Regions from separate parts of the Homo sapiens genome. Here region 1 is linked to region 2. Evidence: chromatin loops called from intact Hi-C (ENCODE). Cell type or tissue: HepG2. All regions are shown on one strand. Each heading gives the region's core, and the rest is flanking DNA. Links, peaks and the distances in the headings are about the cores only.

What was found. Peaks named below come from ENCODE experiments on the same cell type or tissue, not always from the same donor. Only the 100,000 strongest peaks of a DNase experiment are listed, where the experiment ranks them.
Region 1: it touches region 2 in a loop (5-fold over the local background); 2 of 110 quality-filtered maps call a loop at or near these places.

The regions. Positions count from the first base shown.
Region 1 is chr6:118,575,915-118,586,755 of GRCh38, forward strand. The region is part of intron 2 of CEP85L (centrosomal protein 85L); the gene reads right to left. LOC107986524 (a long non-coding RNA gene) reads left to right here. Exons shown (of 5, transcript XR_002956384.2): 4 at 337-561; 5 at 5,815-6,384. Among named protein-coding and RNA genes, the nearest start is that of PLN, 33 kb to the left of the region's middle. In HepG2, for the core only: a CTCF peak has its summit at 5,094 (motif pointing left); a DNase peak (open chromatin) is centred at 5,097.
Region 2 is chr6:117,445,095-117,455,935 of GRCh38, forward strand. No RefSeq gene overlaps it. Among named protein-coding and RNA genes, the nearest start is that of ROS1, 25 kb to the left of the region's middle. In HepG2, for the core only: a CTCF peak has its summit at 4,943 (motif pointing right); a DNase peak (open chromatin) is centred at 4,947; H3K27me3 peaks cover 1,557 bases.

The DNA.
Region 1 (10,841 bases), core at 1,120-9,119, 1.1 Mb after region 2:
GCCGCCTCAAGTATTTACTAGTAATAGTAGACCACCTTACCCACTGGGTAGAAGCTCTCCCCTTCCCAAGGACAACAGCCAGTAATGTAGTCAAAGCCCTGTTAGAACATATCATACCCAGGCACTAGAAATAAAATGGGAATATTATACTCCCTGGCATCTGTCCTCATCAGGGAAAGTAGAAAAAAAAATGAACCAAAATCTAAAAAATCACCTAACCAAATTAATTCTGGAAACCTGGTTACCATGGACAAGATGCCTTCCTATTGCCTTACCAAGAATCCAAACTGCCCCCCTCAAAAAGACCTTAGCCTGTCTGTCTCTTTCCTCCCTCAGGACTCAAGGCCTCCTAGCGAGATTACATCCTTGTCAAAGGTTGGAAAGAGGGAAAGCTCAAACCCACCTGGGAAGGACCTTACCTGGTACTCCTAACAACTGAAATAGCACTCCGGAAAGCCGAAAAAGGGTGAACCCACCACACAAGTGAAGAAGGCCCCACCTCTGGCAAAGTCATGGACCATCACTCCAGGACCAACAGCCTCAAAACTAACATTCAAACGGGTTTGTCTTTTTCTTCTCCCCTTAGCTACTCAAGGATATCTTACTGTTAATGTAACTATGCTTGTCTAGTCTTACCTTGTGGAGATCTCCAAAGTCAAAGACAGTTAGCTTGTACAGAAAAGTACTTCTGCCCCTCTGTGGAAAGAGTTAATACTCCTGTGTCTTGCATATGGGGGGAATCCTCAGAGGAAGAGTTAGGCAATTGGGGGTTATGGTCTCAGTGGGCAGTTTTAGGGCACTGCCCTAAAACCATACCTACACTTCACCAAAGGGGCCACCCCTTCTGACTGTCAATCTAATCATTGCAATCCAGTACTTATCCATTGTAAAAATTAAAGATCTAAAGCAAACCATAGCCATTGAAACACGGTACCAAGATGCAAATGCCTGGCTGGAATAGATTAAATATTCCATCTGCACGCTAAACAAAAGCGATTGTTACGCTTGTGCGACAGGTAGGCCAGAAACCCAAACTGTCCCCTTTCCACTTGATTGATCCTCTGATCAACCGGGCATGAACTGTATGGTAGCCCTCTTCCAAAATCCCACAGCCTGGGGCAGTAAGGCATGTCAAACCCTCTTGCTGCTATTCCTAGAAGTGAAAAGCCCTGCAGGTCGGCCCCTGAGGGCTATCCAACCCCGTACTACAAATATCAATTTCACCTCGTGTCTCTCACGGCAAGGGGAAAATTTGGCATTCCTTGGGAGTCTAATGGGATGCAGTGAATCTAAGCCTTTTCAACAGCTAACCAATCAGTCTGCCCTTGTTCATCCCCAAGCAGATGTATGGTGGTATTGCAGTGGACCACTATTGGATACTCTGCCAAGTAACTGGAGCGGCACTTGCGCTCTAATCCAATTGGCAATCCCTTTCACTCTGGCATTTCATCAACTAAGCAAAAAGGACAATCGTGAAAAAAGAAGTACCCCCCACGGGTCCTTTGACCCTCACATTTATATAGATGCCATCAGAGTTCCACAAGGGGTGCCAAATGAATTTAAAGCCCAAAATCAAATCGCTGCAGGATTTGAATCTGTATTGTTCTCGTGGGTAACTATAAAGAAAAATGTAAACTGGATAAATTACATTTACCATAATCAACAGCAGTTTGTCAGTTATACTAGGAATGCCATTAAAGGAACAGCTGAACAATTAAGTTCTACCAGCCAGATGGCCTGGGAAAACAGAATAGCCCTGAACAAAATATTAGCTGAAAAAGGTGGGGTCTGTGTCATAATTGGGGCCCAATGCTTACAGAGCCTTAACACCCTAGCAAATGAATTAGCCAAAAATTCTAAAATAGAATTCTAGAATTCTTCTCTAGTCTCACGGAAAAATGGTTTAGAAAATGGAAGGGACTCATAACCTTTACTCCCCTTGCAATTATTATAGGTGTACTCATTCTTGTAGGTTGCTGCATCATACCTTGTATTCGTGGATTAGTGCAAAGGCTTATAGAAAAAGCCTTCACCAAAACCCCTCATGATTCTCCCCTGCCCTACTCACATAAGTTCGTACTCCTAAATGACCAAGAGGAACAACAAATCTAAAATATGTTAAAGAAATTTGAAGGGGAAGAACTATAAAATCAAGAGAGGGAAACTGTTAAGGACAGTAAGTTCCTCTTCAAAGTTCCCTTGGTCTCTTGCTCTGTACACAGCCCTTCCTGCTTGATCTGTAACGAGCACTTGTTCCTCAGCTTAATCTGTAACTAGCAAACCTCTTACTCCGTAAACATCTCTGTCACACCCAGACATGTCCAAACACCCCTTAAACTTATTCTGTAGGCAACTCTTCCCACCTTAGCAACAGACAGTCTCTCCCTCCCCTCCTCTCTTAGCAAACTGCGTGTTCACCATATTTAGAAAGGTTTAAGTCTTAGCCAATTGGGTTAATTTAGATTGTTTGGTCCAACCCTAGCCAATGGGGAAAGGACACAGAAACAGGAACTGTGTTAGGAATAAAAACCCTTTGGCCGGGAGCGGTGGCTCACGCCTGTAATCCCAGCACTTTGGGAGGCTGAGGCGGGCGGATCACGAGGTCAGGAGATTGAGACCATCCCAGCCAACATGGTGAAACTTGTCTCTACTAAAAATACAAAAATTAGCTGGGCGTGGTGGTGGGCGCCTGTAATCCCAGCTACTCAGGAGGCTGAGGCAGGAGAATGACTTGAACCCAGGAGGCGGACGTTGCCATGAGCCGAGACCGCGCCACTGCACTCCAGCCTGGTGACCGGGCAAGACTCCATCTCAAAAAAAATAAATAAATAAAAATCCTCTCTTTTGTTCGGTGTGCTCTCGCGAGCGTGACTGATGCAGGCAGCACCCTTCTGTAGAAGTAAATTGCCTTGCTGAGAAAACTTTTTGCCTGAGTGCTAGTTCTTCTTTGCGGCACCGAGCACTTGTTTCTAACACTGGTTTTTTGTTTGAGTTTTTTTGAGACAAAGTCTCACTCTGTCACCCAGGCTGGTGTGCAATGGTGTGATCTTGGCTCACTGTAGCCCCAACCTCCCAAGCTCTAGAAATACTCCCATCTCAGCCCCCCAAGTAGCTGGGACTACAGGCATGTGCCACAACACCCAGCTAATATTTGTATTTATTGTAGAGACATTGTTTCACCATGATACCAAGGCTGGTCTTGAACTCTTAGGCTCAAGCAATCTGCCTGCCTTGGCTTCCCATAGTGTTGGGATTACAGGTGTGAGCCACCACGCCTGGCTGAAAAGCTGTTTTTAAAAATCAAAAAACAAAAAAACAGGCATTCTGATCTCTAGCCAGATTACTGCCAATTTAAAGGACAATTTGATGTATGGTTCAAAGAGGTCAACAATTCAAAATAAAATATTTTCCAATTTGGTCAAGGGGTGGGGACGGGCGGGAAGCTGGTCAGAAAAAAAAAAAAACAGTGACTTTTTACATTTACCAAAAAAAATTAGAATTTTTTTCTTGCCTGCCTTTTAAAATTTCATTCAACTCTACTATTTTCTGGACATCTCACACTAGTTTCAACTTAAGATTAAGTCTCATCAGGCAGTTGACCTGTAGAGAGCTGTAAGTGTTACTTCTCTCCTACAAAAATTTTTACAAATCAAACTATCATGGGATGTAAGTTTTGAAAACACAAAGTTTCTTAGAAATAAAACTATTACTTTATGATAGGACAGATAATAAATGATAATCTGGTCCTTAATCTACCTGCACTGTTTGGAGAGATATGGAGTCAATAATCTCCCTATGTTATAGGAGTTATTAAGAAATTATTTTAGGCAGATAGAGAAGACAAGGGGTCCTTGGCAAGTTTCTTTTCTTTTAAGGCAGCTCCAGATACATTTCTTGCATAGCAGAAAAATGGCCTGAAGGGCGGGCCAGCAAGCTTTGATATGCAAATGCCAGCCATTAGAAACTGGGTCCACTCAATATGGCAATTCCCACCTTCTTCTTGTCACTACAAGTGCCTAGCATCATGGCCACCCCCACATATCCCCACGTGTGTAGAACATCATGGTGCCCTGCATTTGCATATTAAAAGGCTAGGGTGGGAGGACCAGATTTTTGTGGGCTACATGAATGACATACCTGGTCAACCCAATCCCCTGGACTCTATGCAAATCAGACACCAGCTCCTCCAGCCTCCTAATATAAATGGCTGTTTTCTGCTGCACTCAGGGTTCCCTCTCTCAGCTTGGAGCCCCCTCCCTCTGTCTCTGTATGGGGGAGCCCCTTCCTTCTTTCTTGCCGATTTATTAAACTCTCTCCGCTCCTTAAAACCACTCCACGTATATCCATGTCGTCGTATTTAAACTGGCGTGAGAAAAGGACCCTGGTATTCCCCTCCAGTCATCAGAGTCGTATCATTTTGGTGCACTGGCCGGGAATCCGAGGTACAACATTCACTGAAGTGGTGATTATACAAGCGAGCTTAAAATCTGTTCTATCATTCTGAGGTGCTCTTGGCCTCTATTTTAAAATCAAATCAAATCAATCAAAAGGCATCTATCTGTCTGCTGGTTAGCTACACTTATCGTTGGCTGCTGTTCTAAAGACTCAGATGTGAGGCTTGCTGGTGAGAACATGGAGAACCCCCCAATACCCACAGGTGATTGGGAATGTTGGCCGTATTTCGAATCAGCTTCCTTTCATGGGGAGACCTCGCCGTTGCGCAAGGCTGGGAAAAGTTCTGAGGCAACTGAGCATCTCTGGGCAGGGCACACCCTGGTGTGACTCAAAGACCTCTGGACCAGACCCAGCCTCCAACAGCCCATTTCAGGTGCTGGCAGAGAATCCTCAGCTATCCGGTCATGAAACTTTCCTTCCTTTTCTATCTGTGGTCTCTTACTCTGTGTGTATGTGTCAACTGTGTGGGAATTTAGTAACCGGGAGTTTAACTCAAGAATGCCATTGCAATCTCCTGAACAGAGGGTTCCTCCGGGACAGTGAGCCTCTCTCTCTCAGCCCCTTGGTCTGGAGAGCACACGGCATTTCCAGGTCTCTCTACCGCTTGTCTGAGGAGCACACAGTATTTCTAAGCCAACAGTGCCACCTAGAGGAAACAGAAATCCTCTACATGAGGCACTTTTTTTAATGCTAACACTGCAGCTTCCTTTTGCACTGCTAGAAATCAGGCTCTAAGCCTCTTCCAGGAATGGGAAAATTCTGCTTTCAACAGTTAGAAATTAAATGTCTTCCATAGCCAAATTTTAGTCTCAATATTGTCCCATCAGCAGGAAAACAGCCATTTGGTTCCTACATTTCTTTAAGTCACCTATTCTGTCTCCAACAGAGACAGTACTTAATTAGTAAGGGGATTTTAAGTCTGGAAGTTAACTGAAACCATTTTTCTAAGGGTAAATGCTTTAGCATGGGCCATAATAGCAGGATATAGAGTTCAATCTAGCATAACCCCTCCATTAAAGGGGCCTTCCCCAATTACACAGTTTTCCCTGAGATCCATTTTTTTTTAGGGAGGTACACAGGTCACACAAGTCTAGGAGGTCAAAGGGAAATAACAAGCAGAGGACTGGGACTACTTGGGTAAGTGTGACTAGGCCTCAAAAGTCTAGTTTCTCTGGTGCCATGGCTTGGAGGGTCACACCTACAGCCACAGGCGGCACATTTAACTGGGTGCCGGGACCCAGGAACCAGGGAGGGAGACTAGTTAGAGGAATGCCCCCTACTGTTTTCTTCTCCACCCTGAGTCATACACCAAAAGGAAGGAGACTAAAAGGACACTTTTATTCTCACTTCTCTTTCTAGATGGCCAACAGATCGTCTTCAGCATGCACTCCTCTGGAATGTATTTTAAAGCACTGGGACTCCTTCAACCCTGAGACTTTGAAAAAAAAGTGACTCATATTCTATTGCACAAGAGCATAGCCTTCTTACTATCTTGGGGACAGATAAACCTGGCCCGCTGCGGGGAGCCTTGATTTTAATATTATCCAACAGTTAGATCTTTTCTCCAAACAGAAGGGCAAATGGACTGAGATCCCCTATGTACAGACTTTCTTTGCCCTGTGAAACAGCCCAGACCTTTACAAGTTCTGTACAATTGACCCAGTTCTTTTAGCGGCCACAGGGAATCGTTCCCCAGAGCTAAAGCAGGTTCCAGAGGAGCAATCTGAAACAGCTATTGAATGTCCCAATCCTTCCAGTCCCCCTCCAATCATACTATCAGCTCCTCCAGCTCCACTATCTCCAGTATATCCTACTCTCCCCGCTTCATTCTTACCTCTGCAGGAAATGGCTGATAGGAATGGTGCCATGAGGGTTCAAGTTTCCTTCTCATTACAGGACCTTAAGCAAATAAACAGAGACTTGGCCCAATTTTCTGATGACTCCGATAAGTATATAGAAATTTTCCAAAATTTAACTCAGGTGTTTGATCTCACATAGAGGGATGTTATGTTGCTGCTAAGTCAGACCCTCACTGGGGCTGAAAAGCCAGCAGTTCCACAGGCAGCAGAAAAATATGGATATAAGCAACATGCCTCCTGTAGCAGACCAAGGAGAAAAAGAGGAGACAAGGAAGGTAAGGAAGAAGTGGAAACTCCATTCCCACTAGGAAGGGAAGCAGTTCCAGCGGACAACCCTGATTGGAACCCCAATAACGCAGGAAATGAATGGAAAAGGAAGCACTTCTTAAGGTCTATGTTAGAGGGCCTATGGAAGACCAGGGCCAAACCTCTCGATTACTCTAAACTATCTATGATAGACCAGATGAGAATCCCACAGCCTTTATGGAAAGGCTAAGAGAGGCACTAATAAAACACACCTCTTTATCATGATTCAGTCGAGGGACAGCTAATCCTGAAGGACAAGTTTATTACACAGTCAGCTCCCGATATTGGAAAGAAACTACAGAAACAAGCTATAGGACCAGATAGCACCCTAGAGAACCTCCTGAGAATAGCCACTTCAGTCATTTACAATACAGATCAGGAGGAGGCCCAAGAAAAGGAAAGGAAATATAAGTGAAGAACAGAGGCTCTAGTAGCAGCATTGCACGCTTGTAAAGTCCAGGATCCCTGAGGTGCATCTGCTAGCTGTTATCAATGTGGCAAGTCAGGGCATTTTAAGAGGGAATGCCCAGGCAGCAAGACGAAGCCACCTTGACCCTGTCCAGCCTGTGGCGGAGACCACTGGAGATGGATCTGCCCCCAGAGGCAGAGGTCGCTGGGTTCAGAACCAGTCTCATAGATGGTCCAGCAGGACTGACGGGTCCCGAGGCTTAAACCCCCGGCTCCAGCGACTCAGACTGCCATTACAGCACAGGAACCCTGAGTGATTCTGGAAATTGAAGGAAGGAAGGTAGATCTCCTTCTGGATACTGAAGCCAGTCTCTTGCTCCTCCTCTCTAATTCAGGCCTCCCCTCTTCCCAGAGCACAACCATAAGGGGTGTATCACGAAAAACTCTAACCCAATATTTTTCTCAACCCCTTTTGCAGATGGGGAGACTTACTATTTAAACATGCCTTTTTAATCACGCCTGAAAGTCCCACTCCTTTATTAGGTAGATATATTCTAGCTTGCATGGGGGCCTGCAGCATCTTTACAGCCCCAGGACAAACTCTATCTCCCCCTGATGGAAGCTAACATTAATGTGGAAGTGTGGGCAACTTAAGGAAGAATAGGTTGAGCTATAACCACTACGCCAGTCCAGATCTATCTTAAGGATCCCACTTCTTTTCCTAACCAGAGATATTATCCCTAAGGCCAGTGGCTAGGAAAGGGCTAGAAGCCATTATTAATAACCTAAAGATGCAGGGCCTCCTCAAACCCTGTAATAGCCCCTGCAACACCCCAATATTAGGAGCACAGAAACCCAATGGGGAATGAAGCCTGGTTCAGGACCTTCGCCTCATTAATGAAGCTGTAGTTCCAATCCATCCAGTGGTCCCTAATCCCTATACCCTGTTAACTCAAATACCTGAGGGAACTAAATGGTTTACAGTCCTAGATTTAAAGGATGCCTTTTTCTGTACACCGTTACATCCTGACTGTCAATACCGGTTTGCCTTCAAATATTCCTCCAGCCAGACGCCCAGTTAACACTGACGGTGCTGCCTCAGGGATTTTGAAATAGTCCTCATCTGTTTGGACAGGCACTGTCACAAGACCTCTCTGAGTTCTCTCAACCTTAAGTTAAGGTCTTGCAGTATGTTGATGATATTCTGCTATGTGCCCCAACTGAGGATGCTTTTCAGGAAGGCACTGAAGCTCTTCTCAATATGTTAGCTAACAGAGAATATAAAGTTTCAAAACCCAAGGCCCAGCTCTGCAAAACCTCAGTGAAGTACACCTAGGCTTAGTGCTGTCTGAGGGGACCAGAGCATTAGGGAAGGAGGGAGTTGAGAATATTTCTTCCTTTCCCCTCCCCAAAACCCTCAAGCAACTCAGAGGATTTTGGGGCATTACAGGATTTTGTAGACTATGGATACCTGGGTATGGTGAAATAGGCTGTCCATGATATAACCTCATAAAATAAACTCAAGGAACTAAAACTCATCTTTTAACCTGGGAATCTGAAGCTCAAAAGGCCTTTGACCAGCTAAAGCAAGCCTTGCTTAAGGCACCAACTTTCACCCTTCCTATAGGGAAGGACTTCAATCTGTATGTATCAGAAAAGAAGGGAATGGCCCTGGGAGTATTAACACAGGCCCAAAGACCAGGCCAACAGCCAGTGGGTTGCCTAAGTAAGGAACTTGAGTTGGTGGCTAAAGGATGGCCAGCATGCCTCCCCGCCATTGCCTCAGTGGCTCTGTTGGTCCCAGAAGCCTCCAAATTAACTCTGGAAAATGATTTAACTATTTATGCCCCACCTAACGTGGCAGGACTACTGCACTTTTGGGGGAGCCTTTGGCTAACAGATAGCTGACTTCTTAAATATCAGGCCCTGCTGTTAAAGGGTTCCAACATCCAATTAAAGAATTGTTCTCACCTAAATCCAGCCGCCTTCCACCAGGAGGAAACTGGGGAATCTGAGCATGACTATGAACAAATCATAGTACAGACCTATGCAGCCAGGGAAGATCTCAAGGAAACTCCCCTAGAGAACCCAGACTGGACCCTCTTGACAGATGGGAGCTCTTTTGTAGAACAAGGAATCTGTAAGGCAGGATACACAGTAGTCACTCTACATGACATCACTGAAAGTGTGTCACTCCCTCCAGGCACAAGCGCTCAATTAGCTGAGCTAATCGCTCTTACAGAAGCAATTGAATTAAGCAAAGGAAAGGTAGCTAACATTTACACAGACTCCAAATATGCTTTCCTGGTTCTCCATGCTCATGCTGCCATTTGGAACGAAAGGCATTTTCTTACCACCGATGGATCTCCTATAAATACCTCCAGGAAATTAACAGGTTATTATCCTCAGTTTTTCTTCCATGAGAAATAGCAGTGATGCATTGTAGGAGACATCAAAAGGGAACAGATGAGGTAGCCAAAGGAAACAGATTAGCTGATCAGGCAGCTAAGTCAGCAGCAAGGAAGGCTCAAGACAACACACTTCAAACCCCTCTAATCTGGGAAGGCTCCATGAGAGAAATTAAACCTCAGTACTCCCCCACAGAAATAGGATGGGCCACTTCTCGAGGGTATACATTTCAGCCCTCAGGATGGCTACAGTCACAAGATGGCAAACTCCCCTTGACGGCCTCCAGCCAATGGAAAGTCCTTAAAGTGCTTCACCAAGCTTTTCACTTGGGAGAGGATAAAACTTATCAATGTGCCCAGAGATTGTTTTCAGGAAAGAACTTACTAAAAACAATCAAGCAAGTTGTTCATGCTTGTGAAGTCTGTCTTAAAAATAATCCCCTGAACAGGCGACTCCTTCCTCCTCAAACCCAAAGAACAAAAAGATACCCAAGGGAGGAGTGGCAGGTAAACTTCACCCACATGCCAAAGACAAAGGGCATTCAATACCTGCTGTATGGGTAGATACCTTCACTAACTGGGTAGAAGCATTTCCATGTTGTACAGAAAAAGCCTCTGAGGTAATAAAAGTATTAGTTAATGAAATAACTCCCTGCTTTCATCTATCCAAGTACCTTCAAAGTGACAATGGGCCCTCATTTAAGGCAGCTGTCACACAAGGGATCTCAAAAGCACTAGGCATAGAATATCATCTCCATTGGGCTTAGAGACCCTAATCCTCAGGAAAGGTAGAGAAAACTAATGATATTACCAAGAGACACACCAGAAAATTGTCCCAAGAAACTCACCTTCCTTGGGTCACTCTTCCTCCCACGGCCTTACTACGAATAAGAGATACCCCTTGAAAATTAGGTCTTAGCTTTTTTGAAATGCTGTATGGACACACTTTCCTTACCAATGATTTTTCTATTAGATCGGGAAACCTCTGAGCTAGTTAAGCATGTAACCTCTCTGGCTCACTTCCAACAGGAATTAGCACAATTAGCGAAAACCCAATCCCAGGAAATTGGACCACCTCTATTTAACCCAGGAGATTTGGTACTGGTAAAGGATCCTCCTCTCTCTCTCCCTTCCTAAGCCCAACCTAGGAAGGGCCTCACACTGTTCTTCTTCCAACTCCCCCAACAATAAAAGGTACAGGAATCGACCGACTCCTGGAAACATCACACTCAAGTCAAAGCCTGGAGAGCTGAGGGAGCAACCCCCAACAGCCCAGAGGAACGTCCTGAATAGCAATGTGAAGAAATGGAAGATCTTAAGCTGAAAATCATAAAAGATAAGTAACTATATGAGAACTAATCATCTTATTCAGTCTCACCCCTACCTCAACAAATACTTTTTGTCA
Region 2 (10,841 bases), core at 1,721-9,720:
TGTTTTCCTCTTCCAAGACTTGAGTTGCTGGACACCAACTCAAACTCTGGACACTTCATTCTCTTCAGATCTTACTGCAACACTTGGAAATTTCAACATGGCAGTCTACCAGATCTAATTCTATACCAACACACTGTGTAAAGATCAGTTCTTCCCCTTCTTAAAACATTTTCGTGGCTAACGCATGTAATCCCAGCACTTTGGGAGGCTGAGGCAGGCAGATCACGAGGTCAGGAGATCGAGACCATCCTGGCTAACATGGTGAAACCCCGTCTCTACTAAAAATACAAAAAATTAGCCGGGCGTGGTGGCGGGCGCCTGTAGTCCCAGCTACTCGGGAGGCTGAGTTGAGGCAGGAGAACGGCCTGAACCCGGGAGGCAGAGCTTGCAGTGAGCCGAGACGGCACCACTGCACTCCAGCCTGGGCGACAGAGAGAGACTCTGCCTCAAAAAAAAAAAAAAAATTTTGCTGCCTTTCCATTTTCCTTAGAACAATCTCTGAAATCCCTAAAGTTGATGTGGTGTACAAGGACTTCCTCAGCCCACCTGGTCACCCTCTCCCTCTCTGACCTTCTTCTCTTACATCACCCTCCAACCAGCCAGACTCCTTCTGGTCCTTCCCTCCCCCCGTGAGCCTTTCCCATAAATCTCCACTGCCTGGAAAGCCCACCCCCCTCCCCAGCAGATTCATCCCACCCATCCCTCACATCATTTCCCCAGGGGCACCTTTTCCAACCCCAAAGACTAAGTTGTTTCTTCATTGTATGGTCTCAGGGCTCCTTGCATGCTCTTTTTGCCTACAGTTGCCACACTTATAATTATTTTATTGTCTTATATAACTTTTTGATTATTTATTTAAAGGATTTATTTCACCCTAGATTGTAAATCCCCTGAGATTAGAGAAGGTTTCACTGCTGATTCCTTGAACAACAATTTTGGCTGATAGGTTCAACCATGTGAAATGGCCGATAGACCAACATCTTGACCTTAAAAAAAGTCAGTTTTAGGCTGTGTGCAATGGCTCATGCCTGTAATCCCAGCACTTTTGGAGGCAGAGGCAGGTGGATAACTTAAGCTGAGGAATTCGAGACCAGCTTGGGCAACATAGCAAGACCCTGTCTCTAGAAAAAACAGAAAACATTAGCAAGGCATGGTGGTGCATGCCTGTGGTCATAGCTACTTGGGAGGCTGAAACAGGAGGATTACTTGAGCCCAGGAAATCAAGGCTACAGTGAGCTGTGATCATCCCACTGTACTCCAGCCTGGGTGGCAGAGTGAGAGACCCTGTCTCAAAAAAAAAAAAAAAAGTTAATTTTATATGATCCAATTCAATAACCATTCAATACATATTTATCAAATAAATACATTAATAAACCATACATTGTGGTTTTAGGTGGTGTGTGTGTGTGTGTGTGTGTGTGTATAATCAGCTACTAATGTAAATTTTTACTTTTAAAAGAAACTCCTTAAGTTCTGCTAACTTTTTAAATGTATTTCATTGGGTTTCATAGATATTTCTCAAAGTTAAACACAACAACAAATTCCAAAAATGGTCCCTACTAGAAATACAAGTTTGGCAATTTCCCTCACCTCCTTTGATCTTAGGTTAATTTTCTATTCTCCTGAGTTTTCTTCATTCTTCTGTGAAATTAAATTCAGCCGCCTGTCGAGCTCTCTGGATCCCTTGCAGGTGAGTTCTGCATGACTTCCTTCTGACCTGTGGAAGGAGGAACAAGGAATATTTCCAAATTTTGCACTGCCACCCCCTTCCCTCCCTGAGCGTTAGGCTAGACAGTAGTGGCCAGAAGCCCTTCTTGCTTCTCTCCTCCTGAAATTGATTCAGCCATTTAAGACTATGACTGTTCTCCCACACAGAAACTCCTCTCCAGAAATGCTTGGCCCAAACTCCCCTAACATTTGTAACTTCGTATAACTCTTTTGGTTCAAGTGCAACAAAAAATGAGTGGTACGGTGATGCCAATTTTGAGGTATCATAGTTAAGCCATGCTAAGTCACTTTAAAAACATTCCATTTTATTCCTCCCACAAAGTCACCCCCTCAGAGACTCTGGATGAGGGGAATACTGAGGGAGGAAAACATCCAGAAGAACAGAAAAAGGCAGTGATGTGGGACTTGAAAAATACTGCACAGAATTCTGTCTTCACCCCAAAGGCTGATTATTATAAATTAAACAGTTTGCCCACCTCAAGCAAGCATTCAACAGGCACATCCTATGTGCCAGTACTGTGATAACCAGCACCTTAGAGGCACTGGCATCCTGGCTTATGAAGCCCAAGGAAGGTAAAGAAGAGATGATTTTCCAGGCATGGTGGCTCACGCCTGTAATCTCAGCACTTTGGAAGGCTAAGGCAGCAGGATCACTTGAGCCCAGTAGTTCAAAGCCAGCCTGGCCAACATGGCAAAACCTCATCTGAACAGAATATTTAAAAAACTAGTCTGTCATGGTGGGTGCATGCTTGTAGTCCTAGCTACTTGGGAAGCTTAGGTGGGAGGAACGTTTGAGTCCAAGAGGTTGAGACTGCAGTGAGCCATGATCGCACCACTGGACTCCAGTCTGGGTGACAGAGGGAGACCATGTATCAAAAAAATAAAAATAAAAAATTTAAATAAGAAGAGATGATTTGATGATACAGAGAAAAATAGGAATGATCTAAAAGAAAGCAACTGAAATGGCTTGCTGCTCAAACTTAAAGCCTTTGCTAAATGCCCATGCTTTGGAGCACTAGAGAATGCCTGCTTTAAATATAGGACAAGAGAGGTGCTGTGCATCATGAAATAAAATGATGCCTAACGGCTAACTGGAAGAAAACAAAGATGAAGGAAGAACAAGTGGTCTAAGAAGAAAGGAGCAAGTCCTTCAGAAAGAAGGTTCTTGAAAACATCACATCCTGTCCCTCATCCCACCTCAGGAGCTGCTTGCGATCCAGGACGCCTGAAACCCTGCCTTTCCAGGGAGATTAGGGTAGAAAGCTCTCCCAGTAACAATCTGCTGATTTGAATTTCTGATGAATAGCAGCTCTGTGGAATTTATCAACATAGCCAGACCAGAGCCACTCTCCAAGGGACAAAGAGCCAGCATCGCCTGAGAGGAGAAGCTTTCTCTCCTTCACCCAGACTCAGCACTTGGTCTGTACCTGGCAAAAACAGGAAACAACAGCAATAATAGGAAAAGGAGAGTGTGCACGCACAACAGTCACAGTAATCCTGCCTTGGAAGGCCAACCAGATCGCTCAAGATCCCCACTCCTTTAATCCTTAATGCTCAATTCAGTGAGCACAATTATGAAATCTGTTTTACAGACGAGGAAACTGACGCTTGATTGATTGAGCCAGAGGTAAAACCCAGATGTGTCTGACACTACATCTCCAAATCTCTATATAGCCAAACATTGCATCTGAAATTCATGGCTTCCTTACTCTCTTAAATCATTTCCAAGTTAATTGATTCTATAGTCTATAGACCTGAAAGTAATTAATCATGGAAATGTTGAGGAATAAACTAGTTTTTCATATACTGCCTTTCTACTCATCATCCCTTTTGCTGACAGTCTGCTGCAATGAAAACATGACACCAAGGATCTATTTACTTTATTTTTAAACAGCTTTATTGTGATATAATTCATATACCATACAGTTCACCTATTTAAAGCGTGCTATTCAGAGGCTTTTAGTATATTTACAGTTGTGCAACCAGCACTGCTATCGAATTCCAGAGCATTTTCATCACCCAAAAAAAAAGAAACCCCGACCCATTAACAGCCGCTCCTCATTCCCCCTCCCGACAGTCCCTGGTAACCACTAATCTACTTTGTCTTTACTGCCAACTCTGGACATTTCATATAAATGAATCATACAATATGTGGTCTTTTGTGTCTGGCTTCTTTACTTAGCACAATGTCTTCAGGGTTTATCCAGGTTGTAGCGTGTGTCAGTACTTCATTCCATTTTATTTCTGAATAATACTCTATTATATGAATATGCCACATTTTCTTCACCCACTTAGCAGTTGACAAACATTTGGATTGTTCTCACTTTTTGACTATAATAAATAATATTGCTAATAACATTAGATCCATTCACTTTTAATTCATCAGACTTTCCTTTTACCCTAAGGGTTACTGTGAGCTCCCATAAGTCTGTAACAAATTGCTAGAAGCAAAAAAGGCTAAAATCCCTGGGCAAAAGAGCCATATGTGTGTCATATGTAGAAACTCTGCCCAGTTTACCAACAACTTTCCCATTTTTAGCCTTAAAGTCCTGGGAAAACTTTGTCCCAGGAAAAATGGAACAGTTGATCATCCTAGACTGGAATTTAGCTCAGAAGACAATTCTAGAAAGTCTATTTCCTGGGATGTTTTTTGGTTTCTGGTAAAGGTATGGTTATATTTAAAGAAACTGACTTATGCAGTAACCATCATTTTCCATACTTTCATTTAACAGGAAACAATTATTTTTAATTTTTAGTGAACAATGCCTAACATTTTCATATATACTCATTTTAGAGTTACAATCGATGAGGCTATTTGCCTTGCATATTTTTTAAGTGGAATACTAGTTACATATTCAAAGGCCTTGTTGGGACCGGGCACAGTGCCTCACACCTGTAATTCCAACATTTGGGAGGCTGGGGTGGGTGGATCGCTTGAGCCCAAGAATTTCAGACCAGTCCAGCCAACACGGCAAAACCCCCATCTCTACAAAAAATACAAAAATTAGCTGGGGTTGTGGCACGGGCCTGTAGCCCCAGCTTCTTGGGAGGCTGAGATGACAGGATCACTTGAGCCCAGAAGGCAGAGTTTGCACTAAGCAGAGATGGCACCACTTCACTCCAGCCTGGGTGACGGAAGCAAGACCCTGTCTCAAAGAAAGAAAAAAAAAATGAAAAAAAGCCTTGCTAGAAGCTGAAAAACTTATGTCCACAGGGTGGCGGTGTAACACTCTACAAACTCGGAATTGAAGTAAAAGCTAAATTAACCAAACTTCATCTTTTATTTGAACTATGCGATTTTATGGGAAAATGGGTAAGACCAACCAACTACTTGTGAAACCAGTTGCTTTATTTTATATTGATAAACAGCCACTTATGGCTAACTATTGATATATCTGAACCACAGGGTAAAGACAAGAAATACAAATTGGATGCCTTTTTCGGAGCTTGTTTTTAAAAATGCTTTTGACAGAATTATAGAATCATAGAAACCTTAGAAATCACACAACTCAGTATTTTCAGACATTTTCTCACCAAAAAAAAACAAAAAAAAAAACACAGGTCATGTTTTCTAGTGCTATATATGCCTGTGACATTTAATAGAATGCAACTTCACCTCTTTCCCTTCACTTAAGAAAGAATATTGAAATTCACATGAGTGACTTTAAGGGGCATTATAAGGGTAATCTCAAATCTTTATTTTTAAATTAACTACTCCCTGGCTTCAATCCTTGATTTTTAGAAATAAATTACTTGTATATGGTTTCCGGTCAATCCCAACACATGAGTGTGTGAAAGTCCTTAAAGTGAGGAAGTATGATCGTAGCACAACCTCTCATCAAATGCTGGACCCACTCTGACAGCATCCTTAGCAGATATCTACCCTCAGGGAAATGGACACGAAAACAATGACCTTTAATGTGCATTGGCTCCATTAGCATAAACCCAGTGTTTGCAAGCCTGACATTTATTTTGCATATTTTTTTCTTCTAGATTCTTTTTTCCTTTCTTCTAGACTCCTTTTTCCCTCCTGGGGAAATGTATACCTTTTCTAGCAAACAGCAACAGACTTGGAATTTAGAAGTTATTTTAGTTTGTTCATGTGATTAAAGGTAAGGGAAAATGTATGCACCAGCCACTTACATGATTAAAAAACAACACTGAAATATCTGAGAAAAACAGCTTCTCTGTTATGGTTTGTAACTGGCACCCCAGGCCAGCTTTCACCTTCTGTTAATAATGAGGCACTATAGGCTCAACAGCTGAGCAAAGATAATTTAGCAAAAGAAAGATAAACACAAACTAAATTTGAACTCAGTGATATATATTTGTATTTTCTAACCTTTCTGTGTCAAATCATGATGTCCATGGAATAAAAAGCAATTTGATCTCTCAGGGCTATTTCTGCTGTTATCTGTTTTCTTCTAGGAGTCTTCAGTTCAATCTTAGTGGTGTTTCTTTCAGCCACGTTGATTCAGACATTTATGATGGCATTGCTGATATGCAAACATGTAGGCAAACATGTAGGCAATGAAAATCTAATCTAGGAGAGACTAAGATAGCACATGTTTAAATTATCTACCCTGTTCTATGAACTTTTGTTTTGACAATCTAAATGCCTACTTCTGTGACTCTTCTAAACAAAACTACTGGATAATAACAATTAGATTGATCTGAGTTGTTTTCATTTGTTTTTAATATTAACAAGTGCCCTCCAGGACTGCAATACTTTTGCTGCAGAGGATCTTTGAGGCATAAAATATATACCTAGGAGTGTGAAAACTCCCGTATTAGTCTGAGTTAAATAATCCTTTCTCTAAATAGTATTGCCTGATATGTGTGAAGTGATCCTTTGCTAATTAGTTAATACAATTACTCTCTTTTCCCACGAGGCCAGGGACTTCCCACTTGGAGAGTTTCTCAATAGATCCTGAAGTTTACATAACAACATCCTGTTTGGTAGAATAGGCGATACAAGCACTCTTCTGAGATGAACGATGCTTTTGAAAACTAAATCTTCAATGTTTCTTTTTGGGATGGTTGCTCAACTTTGTAACAGATTTCAAAGGCCCATGAAGGCAACTTGTCTGTTGTTGGTTGCTCCGGCATGCAAAACCAGCTTTCTGAGCTCATTAAGGTTTGTCCATAGGAACTTCCCCTGGAGCTGCCTATGCTGACGTCTGAAAATCTGAGTTACTATTTTTGAGGTCCTGAAGTTCAAACTAGAACTACCTGAGGGTGGTAATCATAATAGCTTCCACTTACTGAACTCCTTACTACCAAAGCTAGCTGTCTAATCCTTGTGGTTTTTATCCACAGGTGCAAATGAAGAAACAAACTGGAAAGCTCAGTGACCTACTCAGTGCAGAGCAAGGTTTGAACCTGGGCCTGATACTTACCTTGACCTTTTTCCACTGAACCATCCTGCTGTCCTGGGGCTCTTTACACAAGGGAGGACAGAGGCTTGTATGGGAAATACCTATATAGCTAACCCAAGAAGCAGTAAGGCAGTGACATGAGTCCTAATGCAAGTTAGAAAGCTGGACAGCTGTGGCCCCTGCCCTAGGACTACTGAGACAGAACACTTGACCTCCATCAAAGTGTCATCAGTGGTTTTTTATTATAGATATCTCTGACTCTTATCCTTTCCTAAACTTGCCTCATTTCAAGGCTTTTTCTGCTTTACTCATTTTTATGTTGTTTGGAATTTCCATATATCTATTACCTTTGTAATTTTTAAGGCAATGAAGATACTTTTTTTTTTTTTTGAGACAGTCTCACTCTGTCACCCAGGCTGGAGAGAAGTGATGCCATCTCAGCTCACTGCAACCTCCACCTCCCAGGCTCAAGTGATCCTTCTGTCTCAGCCTCCTGAGTAGCTGGGACTACAGGTGCGTGCTACCACACCTGGCTGATTTTTGGTGCTTTTTTTTTTTTTTCTGTAGAGACAGGGTTTTGCCATGTTGCCCAGGCTGGTCTTGAACTTCTGAGCTTAAGCAATCCTCCTGCCTTGACCTCCCAAAGTGCTGAGATTGCAGGCATGAACCACCTGTGCCCGGCGGAAGATACAGTTTTAAAGTTTTGCAAAAATGTTGTCCAAAACTAACATTATAGAGGTATTTGATAGTTTTAAGTGTAGTGTGTGATACAAAGTACTGAGATAATTTATAATTATAATAATAATTATTATTATCTGAGACAGAGTCTCAATCTGTCACCCAGACTGGAGTGGGATGGTATAATCATGGCTCACTTCAGCCTTGACCTCATGGGCTCAAGCAATCCTCCAGCCTCAGCCTCCCAGGTAGCTGAGACTACAGGTGTATGCCACCACACCCGGCTACTTTTTTTATTTGTTGTAGAGACAGGGTCTCACTATGTTGCCCAGGCTGCCCTTGAACTCCCGAGCTCAAGCAATCCTCCCACCCCGGCCTCCCAAAATGCTGGAATTATAGGCATGAGCCACCACACCCAGCAATGAGAGAAATTATGAAATTGAATCACGGCTTTCTGAGCAGTTTGAAGTGAAGATGGGAATCAGCACATTGTGGTCCAAATATCCCTCCCACCATCACCTGTCTTACCTGTAATAGACATTGTTAGGTTTCCTAACAATGATTGAAGCAGGTATGGTGAACAAAGGACTGCTGGTTACACATGCTCTGGCAGCAAGTGTCTGTGCCTCACCCACCCCAGCCCCCTCCTTGAGCCTAACACTAAGGTGATTTAGTTATATAGAGGATGACACTCAAGTCTGTTGCACGCATTAGTTAAAACTAAGAACAGATAAAAGTTCAATAACTCATTTTTTAGGACTCTAAAATGGTCCCATGTCAAAACAACTGTCAAATTATCATATATTCCTGCCACTCACTATGTGACTTTGGGCAAGTCACTTAACATCTCTGCTATCATTTCCTCATCCAAAAATGAAAGGGTTGGAATGTATAATGGTGCATTCTCTTCTAGAATTAACATTCTAGAATTTTAATGTGTACTTTCAAAATTTCCATGGGTCCTCAGGTTGATTGAGAGAATCAGCCCCAGAATGATCGCCAGCATAAAACAATCTATGGTAAGGCCAGCTCTGTACAGCTACCACTCCACACCATCTCTCACTTCCCACTCCTGTTTTCTCACCCCACATTGCAGCAGTTTCCTTCTCTTCTGTCCACCCTTCCTCAATTCCAGCACTCCTTCCTATGCTAGAATCAACTAGACCAAATATTTAGATATGGATTTATCTTGGCTTACCAACATTGACTGATTTTACATTAGAACAAAATATCATTAACCATCGTGCAAACACAATGGTTGCACAAAATAAGGAAAAGCCTTGTGTACTTCTGAAAATGTGTTTTTACCTCACTGAAATACCTGTAGGCTGGGCATGGTGGCTTACACCTGTAATCCCAGCACTTTGGGAGGCCGAGGTGGGAGGTTCACTTGCATCCAGAAATTTGAGACCAGCCTGGGCAACATAATGAGACCTTGTCTCTACAAAACATCAAAAATTTGCCTGGGTGTGATGGCTCATACCTGTAATCCCAACACTTTGGGAGGCCAAGGCAGGTGGATTGCTTGATCCCAGGAGTTCAAGACCAGCCTGGGCAACATGAAGAAACCCTGTCTCTACAAAATATACAAAAAATTAGCTGGGTGTGGTGGTGCATGCCAGTAGTCCCAGATCACCCGAGCCCAGGAGGTGGGGGCTGCAGTGAGCTATGATTACACCACTGCATGCCCGAATGGGCAACAGAGTGATACCTTGTTTCGAAAAATAAAAGGAAGAAAGAAATACCTGTAAAAGTGACCTCAGAACTGTACTACACTGTAGAATTACAAAGGCTTTCAAGTATAATATTTTAATATTCCTGATGAGTTTGAGAAGTAGGTTTCATTATCTCTCTCTGATAGATGAGGAATCCAACACTGAAAAAAATAATTTGATCAAGAACTCACAGTTAATAACTATGTATGCAAATCTATTAAATTGAGATCCTCCAGGGTAAGGCCATGAAATACAAATTTCTATCTCTAATTTTAATTTCCAAGATAATTTACTTTGGCTTGTATAAATCAACTTTATGACTTTTTTCTTGAGAAATATTACCCCAAAATATCCACTCCAAGAATTATAACTAGGCTGTTGATGTTTACCTTCTTGGAGATGCCATTGGTGTTTTATGTAATGTTTTGTTTTGTTTTAAAATCCTCTTACATGCCATACCAGAGAAGGTGTTTAAAAAGTATTTTTTAAAAGAAGGCGTGGGTAGAAAGATGGATGGATGGATGGATGGACGGATGGACGGATGGATGGACAGTTGGATGCACAAATTAAACATCAAATGAATGAATGAACTTGGAATCATTTGTCTTTTCAATTATTGATGAGAAAATATTGCAACATTTTTATTAGAGCCACTTTTTGTTTCCATTTATTTAGTAAGCACTTTTATGCATTTATTTAGTATTTGCTCACTTTAATCAAGCATTGATAATTGAAAATATAAAACTGAAAATTACTCCTCTACTTACGTTCATCCAACCCCATTTGATGTACTTAAAAGCATCAAATGACAAATTGTTAAGCTTTTTATTTATTTAAGACCAAAAAAACTTGACAATAACCATCTCCAAAGTACTCAATCTGTCAGAGGCAGAGTTCAAGCTACTATTGCCCATGCTAGTTGACTTTTTTTCTACAAAGAAGAAAAGTAGAAAAGCAATTTATCCTACAATTATTAAAAGTTAAATATATAGATATTGCAAAAGCAAGTTTTCACTGGGTGTATAAAAATTTTGGGTAAAGATGGATTGAGCCTGGAAGACTGTGGGAACCAGGAAACACAGGCCTAACCAGCTCTTCTGGTACAAAAGAATTGAATTTAAAATGAGTCAGGTTTAACACTGTAAAATGATTCCTCAAAGTCCCTATTATAACTTTACATATATAAAACCACATTTTATCTGCATTTAAAAACTTTATCTGTACGATGGTCAATGTAGTCACAGTATAATAATTGTATTTGAATAGCAACATTCCTGTGCCAAAAATCAAAGCTCAGTTTTGGAAGTTCTGGAGGGATATACACAAAATATAACAGTGGTTA